Linked DNA regions of Homo sapiens: all the other regions are linked to region 2. The links are chromatin contacts, found by Hi-C or POLR2A ChIA-PET in ENCODE. All regions are on one chromosome and are shown on one strand. Each heading gives the region's core, a stretch centred on a gene start or an enhancer-like site at or near the end of the contact. The rest is flanking DNA. Distances are from core to core; before and after follow the strand shown.

Region 1 (3,073 bases), core at 349-2,848, 560 kb before region 2:
TGAGATAGAATCTCGCTCTGTCACCCAGGCTGGAGTGCAGTGGCACAATCTCAGCTCACTGCAAACTCTCCCTTCAGGGTTCAGGCGATTCTCCTGCCTCAGCCACCCAAGTAGCTGGGACCGCCGGCGCCTGCCACCATGCCCAGCTAATTTTTGTATTTTTGGTAGAGACCGGGTTTCACCATGTTCCCTAGGCTAGTCTTGAACCCTTGACCTCCAGCGATCTGCCTGTTTCAGCCTCCCAAAGTGCTGGGATTACAGGTATAAGCCACCACTCCTGGCCCTTGAAATGAATTTAGAGATAGATGCAAACTGTTTTTTGTTTTGTTTTGTTTTTTTGAGACAGGGTCTTTCTTTATCACCCACCCAGACTGGAGTGCAGTGGCATGATTATAGCTCACTGCAGCCTCAACCTCCTGGCCCCAAGTGATCCTTCTGCCTCAGCCTCCCATGTAGCTGGGACCACAGGCATATACCACCATGCCCAGCTAATTTAAAAAAATTTTTTTGTAGAGACAGGTCTCACTTTGTTGACCAGGCTGTTTGCGAATTCCTGGGCTCAAGCGATCCTCCCTGCTTGGCCTCCCAAACTGCTGGGATTACAGGCATGAGCCACCACACCCAGCTGCCCAACTGTTCTATCCACAGGGCAATAATTGCATTCCCCAGGACCCAGTTCATGGTAACGTGATTGGAACAGAGTGGTACTGACCCCCTACTTGGACAAGTATCATGTGCATTATTATCAGTTTTATCCAACTTACAGTGTTGTAAAATAACTCAAACAAGGAAAGCTGGAGGTAACCCAAGAAAATGAAACAGGACGCCCACTGATCTTTTTTTTTCTCACAGTATCAAGAGTGAATATTGAGGATGTTACTGAGTGCTGGGCACCATGCCAAGCTCTTTTCTTTGCATGCATTATAAACCAAGATATATCAGTTTTTTGTTTTTGTTTTTGTTTTTTTTTGAGACAGGATTCTTGCTCTGTTGCCCAGGCTGGAGTGCAGTGGCATGATCTTGGCCCACTGCAACCTCCACTTCCTGGGTTCAAGCGATTCTCCTGTCTCAGCCTCCCAAGTAGCTGGGATTACAGGTATGCATCACCTGGCCCAGCTAATTTTTGTATTTTTAGTAGAAACAGGGTTTCACCATGTTGGCCAGGCTAGTCTCAAACTCCTGACCTCAGATGATCCACCCACCTCGGCCTCCCAAAGTGCTGGGATTACAGGCGTGAGTCACTGCGCCCGGCCAATATATCAGCTTTATTCTCACTTTCTTCCCACCCCACAACCCATTAGTCTCTGAAGGCAGCTTGGAGGGCACAGGATTCGGCCCTTCTTACTCCTAGGAACCCTTGAGTGGCCTGCCTGTCTCTGGCTGCAGGAGCTGTCTCTGCTTCCCCCAGTATCCCCCCGAATGGAAGGCAGCTGTGCAGCAAATGAGACCAGCTTTTTGGAAGAAACTGTCATTCCTTAACTGGTTCTTTTTCCTTCTCAAGACCCCATTCTTCCCATTCCCTGGGATGGCTTCCGGCTGTTGTATTTCTGCTAATGCCCACCAGATGGCAGGTGCTCCTCGGCGTGAGTGCCAGGATCTCACCTGGCCCAGGCGCAAGCAGGCTCATAATAAACTCTGACTAGGAAGGGTCAAGAGAACGGTGTGGGAGACCCCAGAGTCTTCAATTTACCCATTGCAAACTGTACTGGGTCCTATCATGTGACCTATTCGGTCACTGGGGGGAGAAAATCTGAGTTCCTAGTCTCATGGGGGATAGTTACACAGGTGGGGGTCATCCAGACCACTGTGCTCATTCCAGGTGGCTGGCCACAAAGTGGCCTTCGGTGACCAGAGAACAGCCGGAAAACAGAAAGTAAAGCCAAGCTGGGAACAGCAGGGACTTGGTATCAGACAGATCTGGGTTGAAATCCTGACTCTGTCCACTACTAACTGTGTGGCTTGGGGCAAGTGATCTGAACCTAATTTTCCCCAACTGTCTAATGGGGGGATAATAATAGCCTGTAATTTCAGCACTTTGGGAGACTGAGGCTGGTGGATCACCTGGAGATCAGGAGTTCAAGACCAGCCTGACCAACATGATGAAACCCTGTCTCTACTAAAAATACAAAAATTAGCCGGGCCTGGTGGCGCATGCCTGTAAGTGCAGCTACTCAGGAGGCTGAGGCAGGAGAATCACTTGAACCCGGGAGGCGGAGGTTGCAGTGAGCTGAGATCGCGCCACTGAATTCCAGACTGAGCAACAGAGTGAGATTCTGTTTTAAAAGAAAAAAGAAAAAAAAAAAGGACAATAAAGCCTACTTGATAACTTCCCAGTGAGGAGCGAGGGAAAGGTGTGTAAGGGGCTTGGCCTGACACCCTGGAGCCTTGGGATCCTCCCTTCCACGATGCTGCTCTGGCCGGGGACCAAGCCCTCCCTCAAAAGCCACATCCCATCCTCATGTGCCCCAGACACCTACCTGGGCTCGAAGCTGCTCCTCTTCCTGGGTGGAGAATTCTGTGCGGCAGTGGAGAGGAACATCCATTTCAGCCACTATCTCGCCAATCCTTTGTTGCATGGCCACACACTCTTCCGCAGACAAGAATCCTTCCAGCACCAGGAATCCATCCTGTTGGAACTGCAGGCAGGCTTGAGACTCAGGCTTCCCCAGTCTGCAAATGCTCCTGTCTGACCCTTCCCTCAACCTTGCAGCTGTGTGAAGGTGGGACCAGGTATCTTGTTTGCTGCCCTGTCCCCAACCCCAGGCATGGAGTCTGGCACCCAGCAAAGAGCAATCAATATTGGCTGCTTGAATGGAAGAACAAGTAGTGAGGCCGGGTGCAGTGGCTCATGCCTCTAATCCCAGCACTTTGAGAGGCTGAGGCGGGCAATAACTTGAGGTCATGAGTTTGAGACCATCCTGGCTGGTCTCAAACCAGCCAGGGCATGGTTAGCTGGGCATGGTGGTGCATGCCTGTAGTCCCAGCTACTTGGGAGGCTGAGGCAGGAGAATCACTTGAACCCAGGAGGCGGAGGTTGCAGTGAGCCGAGATCTCACCACTGCACTCCAGCCTG
Region 2 (3,202 bases), core at 46-2,545:
TGAGGCAAAACAGTGAGGAGTCCAGACCAATACAGTTCTAATTGGATCCAAGCAGCCAGACAATATCAATTAAAATGCACTTAGTCATGAGACTTACCCCCCTTCTAAGGGGCAGAAATGCTGAACGCTGTAGGGCACGGACAGACTTCTATTTATCTTTGTATCCTCAGTGTCTGGCTTGCTGCCCGGCACATGGTAGGCACTCAATAAATGGCTGGTGAATGAACTACCCAATTAAGGGAAAACATGAAAGAAATGGGAGGCATCCAATGAGAAGAAAGGCACTGGGCAGAGGTTTTAGATTCCCATCCCAGACTTTTCCTGTCACATAGACCTTGGCTTATCTACACACACACAGGCACACACACACACCTACCTATTCCACACACACACACACACATCCCTACCTATTTCCTCTTTTCCACGTGATACTGTAAAGTACACCACCCATCTTTCAAGGCCTGTTTCTTTGCCTTCTCTCTAAGCTCTGCAGTTTCCCTCAGCTTTGAAACCATATGACAAACCTGTTTGTAGGAAGCACAAATAGTGCCTTGGGTAGACTTCCTCCCTGCTCTGTGTTTCTTCAGTAACTGGTGTGTGTCCCAATCTCTGCATTTTTCATCTTGTGTATACTATACTGTCCCTGTTAGTTCCCTTCAGTGTGATTTCTTATTTGTCCCCGTGTCTCCACCTGACTCCAGTTCTGCAGAAGGCAATCAGCAAGTTTACTGACTGTCCTGAAGGAGGCTCAGGTCTGTTTACCATCCCCAAGTCTTAGGAAAGAAAAAGAAAAAAGTCCCGCCCTGGCCACTACATCCCACGAGAAACAAGACCTTAATAACAGTGTAAAAAGAAACTGCTGCCCAAAGAATGAAATCAGCGGGTGGAGGGTGGTCCTTCTAGGTTCTAGGAGCTCAGATGCCAAACAGATGGGATTGGTCCGAGATAGGAATGGAAAAGAAGAGAGAGAGGCTGCCTGCTAACAGTCACGACCTCCGACTCCGGCGGAGCACAGGGCACCGAGTGGTACACAGAGAGCATTTCCCTCCCAATGTGCGCCTCTATTTCCGGACAGACGGCCTCACTGCCAAGAGAGACTGGCCTCTCAGACTCTCCTAGGCGGGTAGCGTAGCTCACAGCGGGCACTGGGACACCCAGTGATTCGGCCGTGTCAGGCCCCACGGCAGAAGGAAAGGAATTCTGGGCCCGACGACTTCAATCCATCCCCACGGCGCCCCAGCTCTGTGACTCACCCGAACTCCACCTCCACTGACAAGGGCGCAGCCATGTTGAGGAAGCCGAGCTCGCAGGAAACTCCCCTCAACTTCCGGCGCGCCCGCAAATTTCCGGGCGTCTCCGGGTGCCGCGGACGGAAGAGGCGGTGCCCAGGGATCCAGCTTCGTCAGCTGTTGGAGGAAGTCATCGAGGGGAGGGGAGGGGAGGGGAGGGCAGCGGAGGGAAAGGGGTGGCAGAGGGACTATCACCGGCGCTGTTGGGGCTGTGAATCGGTCTCCTTCCGTCTTTCACCGACTGGGCTCAGAGACCCAGGGTGGGAAGCGCCTTGTACGGGACCACAAGCAGGCGGAGGAGAGCCCCCAGGTTTTTTGCGACGTGACCGTGAGCCACGTAGCTGCTTATCTTGCATGAGTTAGAATCTCTTCAGTCTACACACCGCTTGGGCCAGCCCATCTACTCGTCTGGTTGGAATTATAAATGACTCCCAGATCTTTATTTCCGACCCAGAATCTCTCCTGAGCGGGCGACTCGCTATCCAGCCGCCCCCTTTGCTGTCGATTTGGAAGTCACTCGTTCAACAGCTGTTCATTGCGCCTCCCTGTGCCAGGCATTTTGATCGGTGCTAGTGGTAAAGGGGATGGGCAAGGTTCCTGCCTTTAGGGCACTCACAGTCTAGCGGGGAGACTAACTGTAATCAAATAAGCATACTAAGACATGTACAACCTCAAACTTAAATAAAGGAACTGAAGTTATAGGAACTTCAAAAAGAAAACTGAGTAGACTGGACTTGCTGGGCTCTAAAACCTGAGTAAACTAGGTGGCTGTGAGGGGAGAGAAACCTCTAGGAGCATTCCAGTGAGGAGGACAAAAGGCCCAGAGGCTCTGGGTGAGAACATGCTGGAACATGGAGAGGAAGGTGGAAGTTAGGGAGCCTGACTTTCATCCATCTAGAGAGGGAGCTGCAAAGGTGCTCAGGGGCCAACCCCTGCCTTGTAAGCAGGTAAACATTTCAGTCTCTAGGAGCAGTGGGAGACTACTGAAGGGTTTTGGGAGACAGTGACATTTTAGAATTGTGTTTTAAAATATAATTTCTGGCTGCAATATGGAGAATGATTTGAGGGGAATAAGGAAAGAGACACGGAGACCACTGGAGCCTGTTGCAAAAGCTCAGGGCAGGCCGGGCGCGGCGGCTCAGGGCAGGCCGGGCGCGGCGGCTCACGCCTGTCATCCCAGCAATTTGGGAGGCCGAGGCAGGCGGATCACGAGGTCAAGAGATCAAGACCATCCTGGCCAACATGGCAAAACCCTGTCTTTACTAAAAAAATACAAAAATTAGCTGGATGTGGTGGCGTGCGCCTGTAGTCCCAGCTACTCGGGAGGCTGAGGCAGAAGAATCGCTGGAACCCGGGAGGTGGAGGTTGCAGTGAGCTGACATCGAGCCACTGCACTCCAGCCTGGTGACAGAGCAAGACTCTGTCTCAAAAAAAAAAAAAAGCCCAGGGCAGAAATGGAATGAAGTTGGCCAGGCACAGTGGCTTATGCCTGTAATCCTAGCACTTCGAGAGGCCACGATGGGCGGATCACGAGGTCAGGAGTTCAAGACCAGTCTAGCCAACATGGTGAAACCCTGTCTCTACTAAAAATACAAAAATTAGCCAGGCATGGTGGCAGTCTCCTGTAATCCCAACTACTCTGGAGGCAGAGGCAGGAGAATCCCTTGAACCCAGGAAGCAGCAGAGGTTGCAGTGAGCCGAGATCGTGCCACTGGACTCCAGCCTGGGCGACAGAGTGAGACGCTAAAAAAAAGAAATGGAATGAAGTAGACGGCCTATGGGTATCTAAACACCAACACTTCCAAAACTGAACTCAGCATTGGTAGAGGATGATGGTGTAGCCTAGTGGTTAAGGGCAGAATGATGTAATAGTTAAGATCTAGGAGTTCAGGTGGAATGGGTGTGGCGACTCA
Region 3 (3,302 bases), core at 702-3,201, 530 kb before region 2:
TCCTGACCTTGTGATCCGCCCGCCTTGGCCTCCCAAAGTACTGGGATTACAGGTGTGAACCACCATACCTGGCCCATGCCCGGCTAATTTTTAAAATTTTTTGTAGAGACAGGATCTCACTATGTTGGCCAAGTTGGTTTCAAACTCCTGGCCTCAAGCAATCCTCTGGCCTTAGCCTCCCAAAGTGTTGGCATTACAGGAGTGAGGCACTGCACCCAGCCCTTTCTGTGTATTAGAATAAATTGTGCTTTTATTTATTTATTTATTTAGAGACAGAGTATTGCTCTGTCACCCAGGCTGGAGTGCAGTGGCACAATCTCAGCTCACCACAGCCTCCGCCTCCTGGGTTCACATGATTCTCCTGCCTCTGCCTCCCAAGCAGCTGGATTACAGGCACACGCTACCACGCCCAGCTAATTTTTGTATTTTTAGTAGAAACGGAATTTCGCCACGTTGGCCAGGCTGGTCTCGAACTCCTGACCTGAGGTGATCCACCTGCCACGGCCTCCCACAGTGCTGGGATTATAGGTGTGAGTCACCATGCCTGGCCAAATTGTGCTTTTACTTTACATTCAATTTTTACTTTACACTGTAACCCAGAACCTAGATTTTTATCTAAACCAAGTTTTAAATGCCTGTGTCAAATGTGTCTGTCTCTCTTAGGAGAGGAACAGGGGTGCCCAGATGATGGGCCACCTTTCTTTGATTACTGATAATGTTAATAACCAGAATAGTAACAAACTTTTTTTTTTTCCCTTTTTGAGACAGTCTCACTCTGTCACCCAGGCTGGGGTGCAGTGGCATGATCCTGACTCACTGCAACCTCTGCCTCCTGGGTTTAAGTGATTCTCATGTTTCAATCTCCCAAGTGGCTGGGATTACAGACGCCCGCCACCACATCCAGCTAATTTTTGTATTTTTAGTAGAGACGGTGTTTTGCCATGTTGGCCGGGCTGGTCTTGAATTCCTGGCCTCAACCAATCCACCTGCCTTGGCCTCCCAAAGTTCTGGGATTACAGGCGTGAGCCACCGTGCCCGGCCTAGGTAGGAACTCTTTAAGAACAGCACTTCTCGGGCCAGGCACAGAGGCTCACGCCTGTAATCCCAGCACTTTGGGAGGCCAAGGCGGGCGGATCACGAGGTCAGGAGATCGAGACCATCCTGGCTAACAAGGTGAAACTCCGTCTCTACTAAAAATACAAAAAAATTAGCCGGGCATAGTGGCAGGCGCCTGTAGTCCCAGCTGCTTGGAAGGCTGAGGCAGGAGAATGGCGTGAACCCGGGAAGTGGAGCTTGCAGTGAGCCGAGATCACGCCACTGCACTCCAGCCTGGGTGACAGAGCGAGGTGCCGACTCAAAAAAAAAAAAAAAAAAGAACAGCACCTCTCTGCAAATGCCAAACACTCCCCAGCCCCAATCTTTCTAGGCTATGCTGGATGGGGAGGACAGGAGGAAGGCAGAGCAGGACCCCATGTGAGGCAGGTGGAATGGGGCACTCAGCAAGGGTGATGATGGCCACAGCCAGTGCTGAGGGCCTGGAAGTGTGCCAGGCACCAGGCAGGCCTCCCCTGCAGGCCCTCCTAGGGTCATCCTTGATGCCCAAGAGGCCAGGCCTCTATAGCCCCATCCCAGAGATGGGGGTGCTAAGGCTCAGGAAGGTGACATCACCTGCCAACATCCCCCTGCTATTAAGGGGCAGAGTAGAGTAAGAACAAACCCAGCAGGCCTGTCCCTCTACCACCGGGCTCAGGTCCTCGCCACCATGTGGGACTTGCCCTCCGCCTGCCCAAGGTCTCACCCAGGCGGTGCCAAGAGAAACAGGACTGGGAGTGCAGCTTCCCCGCCCCTCAGCATTACCAGCGCTCAGGTCACAAAGGGGCCAGCAGACACCACCGCCCGCCCTGGGCTGGCAGCTCCAGGCCAGAAGTCAGTCCTCCTAGTGATGCCAGGACTCACGGGCCAGGGCAAGCACCCGCCCCACAGGAAGGCCCGGGCCCTCTAATGACCAGGTGGGTCCACGCACCACCTACACTGCTGGGAAAGAAAGTGGCACTGGGAGAGCTTCTGAATCACACAGCTGCCTCCACTGAGACATGTGGACACCTGGAGTCCCCATCCAGGGCCAGGACCTAAAGACTGGGGAACAGAAGAGGGAGGAGAGGAGCCCGGTGCATGCAGCAGCCTGCCTGCCCCCAAGTCTGGAATGAGACAGCCAGGGCGGGCGCGGCTGTTTGAGCGGGCAGGATGTGGTGACAATGATACTGCAACACCTCCCTCGTGTTCAGGGAGTGGGGTGTGTTCGCTCACAGAAACACCTGCTTCCTCTGCGAGGAGCCGCCCCAGCCCCGCCGACCTGGGGCTTGTCTGTACCACCCAGACTCCTCCTTCTGAGGCAGGAAGTGTTCCCAGCTCAGTCACACAGGTGAGGGAAACTGAGGCTCACAGAGGCAAAACCACCTGCCCAAGGCAGGAAACACCGTCCCAATCAGGTCTGATTCTGACCACCCGCCCCAACTCCGTGCTTGGTCTGGGAACATCCGGACTCTGTTCAGCCCTTGGCTAGGTCCAGCGGGGGTAAAAAAAAATGATCAAGGTGGGACTTCTGCTTCAGGTTCCTCTCTCCAGTTTGAGTGTGTCTGGGGAGTGGAGGAGGGCCCTGGGGTTCCAATGGCAGAGCCTGGGGCTGGCTGCAGAGCTGAGAAGGGCCTGGACTGGAGTCTCTCACAGGCCTGGCCCGGCTGGTGCCTGGGCCTACCCCTGGTAAGGGTAACCTGTCTGGAGGGGTCACCCCCAGCTGCACCCGTTTCCTTGTCCTCTGCTGTGTGATTCTGGAAAAGTCACTGCCCCTCTCTGATGGGGCTTCGGGGGAGATCAGGAAAGAGGGTGCAGGCACCAAATCCAGGGTTGAGTTCCCAAGGGTGTGGGGAAAGGAGCCCCACCCCAACAGGAGCCAGCCGGGTGGTCAGAGCCACCTGCCTGCCCCCTACAGGGGCAGGCTCCCTCCCACACGGCTCTTGCCGAGGATGAAGAGGGGAAGCCAGTACCAAGGTGTGGGCCTGGACTCTGGTAGCCTCTCTGTGGGACCTTGGACAAGCTCTTCACTGCTTGCAGCCTCAGTTTCTTCACATACATGGTGGGCATGATACCACGCAGGGCTGCTGGGAGGAGGCCATGGAATTATTTTAATTAAATGGGACGGGGTCTTGCTATGTTGTCCAGGCTGGTCTCAAACTCCTGGCCTCAAGCAATCCTCCTGCTTTGGCCTCCAGAGTAGCTGGACTGTAGGCATGTAGCACCACACT

Evidence for each region. Hi-C counts contacts between places; a loop is a spot of excess contacts on that map. ChIA-PET counts read pairs that join two places held with the same protein, here RNA polymerase II (POLR2A). Pooled maps may share reads with other maps.
Region 1: a loop to region 2 is called in a pooled map, with 2.3 times the contacts of the local background. The contact joins the enhancer-like site here to the promoter of URM1 in region 2. A Hi-C loop is called at or near these places in 2 of 37 single-sample maps with no recorded cell type and 3 of 50 pooled maps. POLR2A ChIA-PET finds 5 or more read pairs at or near these places in 1 of 52 experiments (HepG2).
Region 3: a loop to region 2 is called in a map of naive thymus-derived CD4-positive, alpha-beta T cell, with 14 times the contacts of the local background. The contact joins the enhancer-like site here to the promoter of URM1 in region 2. A Hi-C loop is called at or near these places in 1 of 168 maps with a recorded cell type or tissue (naive thymus-derived CD4-positive, alpha-beta T cell) and 7 of 50 pooled maps. POLR2A ChIA-PET finds 5 or more read pairs at or near these places in 2 of 52 experiments (common myeloid progenitor, CD34-positive and naive thymus-derived CD4-positive, alpha-beta T cell).

The regions. Positions count from the first base shown.
Region 1 is chr9:128,926,601-128,929,673 of GRCh38, reverse strand. It overlaps PHYHD1 (phytanoyl-CoA dioxygenase domain containing 1), which reads right to left. Exons shown (of 13, transcript NM_001100876.2): 4 at 2,478-2,636. Among named protein-coding and RNA genes, the nearest start is that of PHYHD1, 7.2 kb to the right of the region's middle. Within about 2 kb of position 1,598, at least 5 of the 41 ENCODE cell types and tissues checked have a DNase peak (open chromatin) inside an H3K27ac peak, as active enhancers do.
Region 2 is chr9:128,369,467-128,372,668 of GRCh38, reverse strand. URM1 (ubiquitin related modifier 1) reads right to left here and starts at 1,295. Exons shown (of 5, transcript NM_030914.4): 1 at 1,254-1,295. The coding sequence starts at 1,288. RefSeq lists enhancers at 1,097-1,196, 1,260-2,123, 2,124-2,988.
Region 3 is chr9:128,901,485-128,904,786 of GRCh38, reverse strand. The region is part of intron 2 of LRRC8A (leucine rich repeat containing 8 VRAC subunit A); the gene reads right to left. Among named protein-coding and RNA genes, the nearest start is that of PHYHD1, 18 kb to the left of the region's middle. RefSeq lists a silencer at 874-1,046. Within about 2 kb of position 1,951, at least 22 of the 41 ENCODE cell types and tissues checked have a DNase peak (open chromatin) inside an H3K27ac peak, as active enhancers do.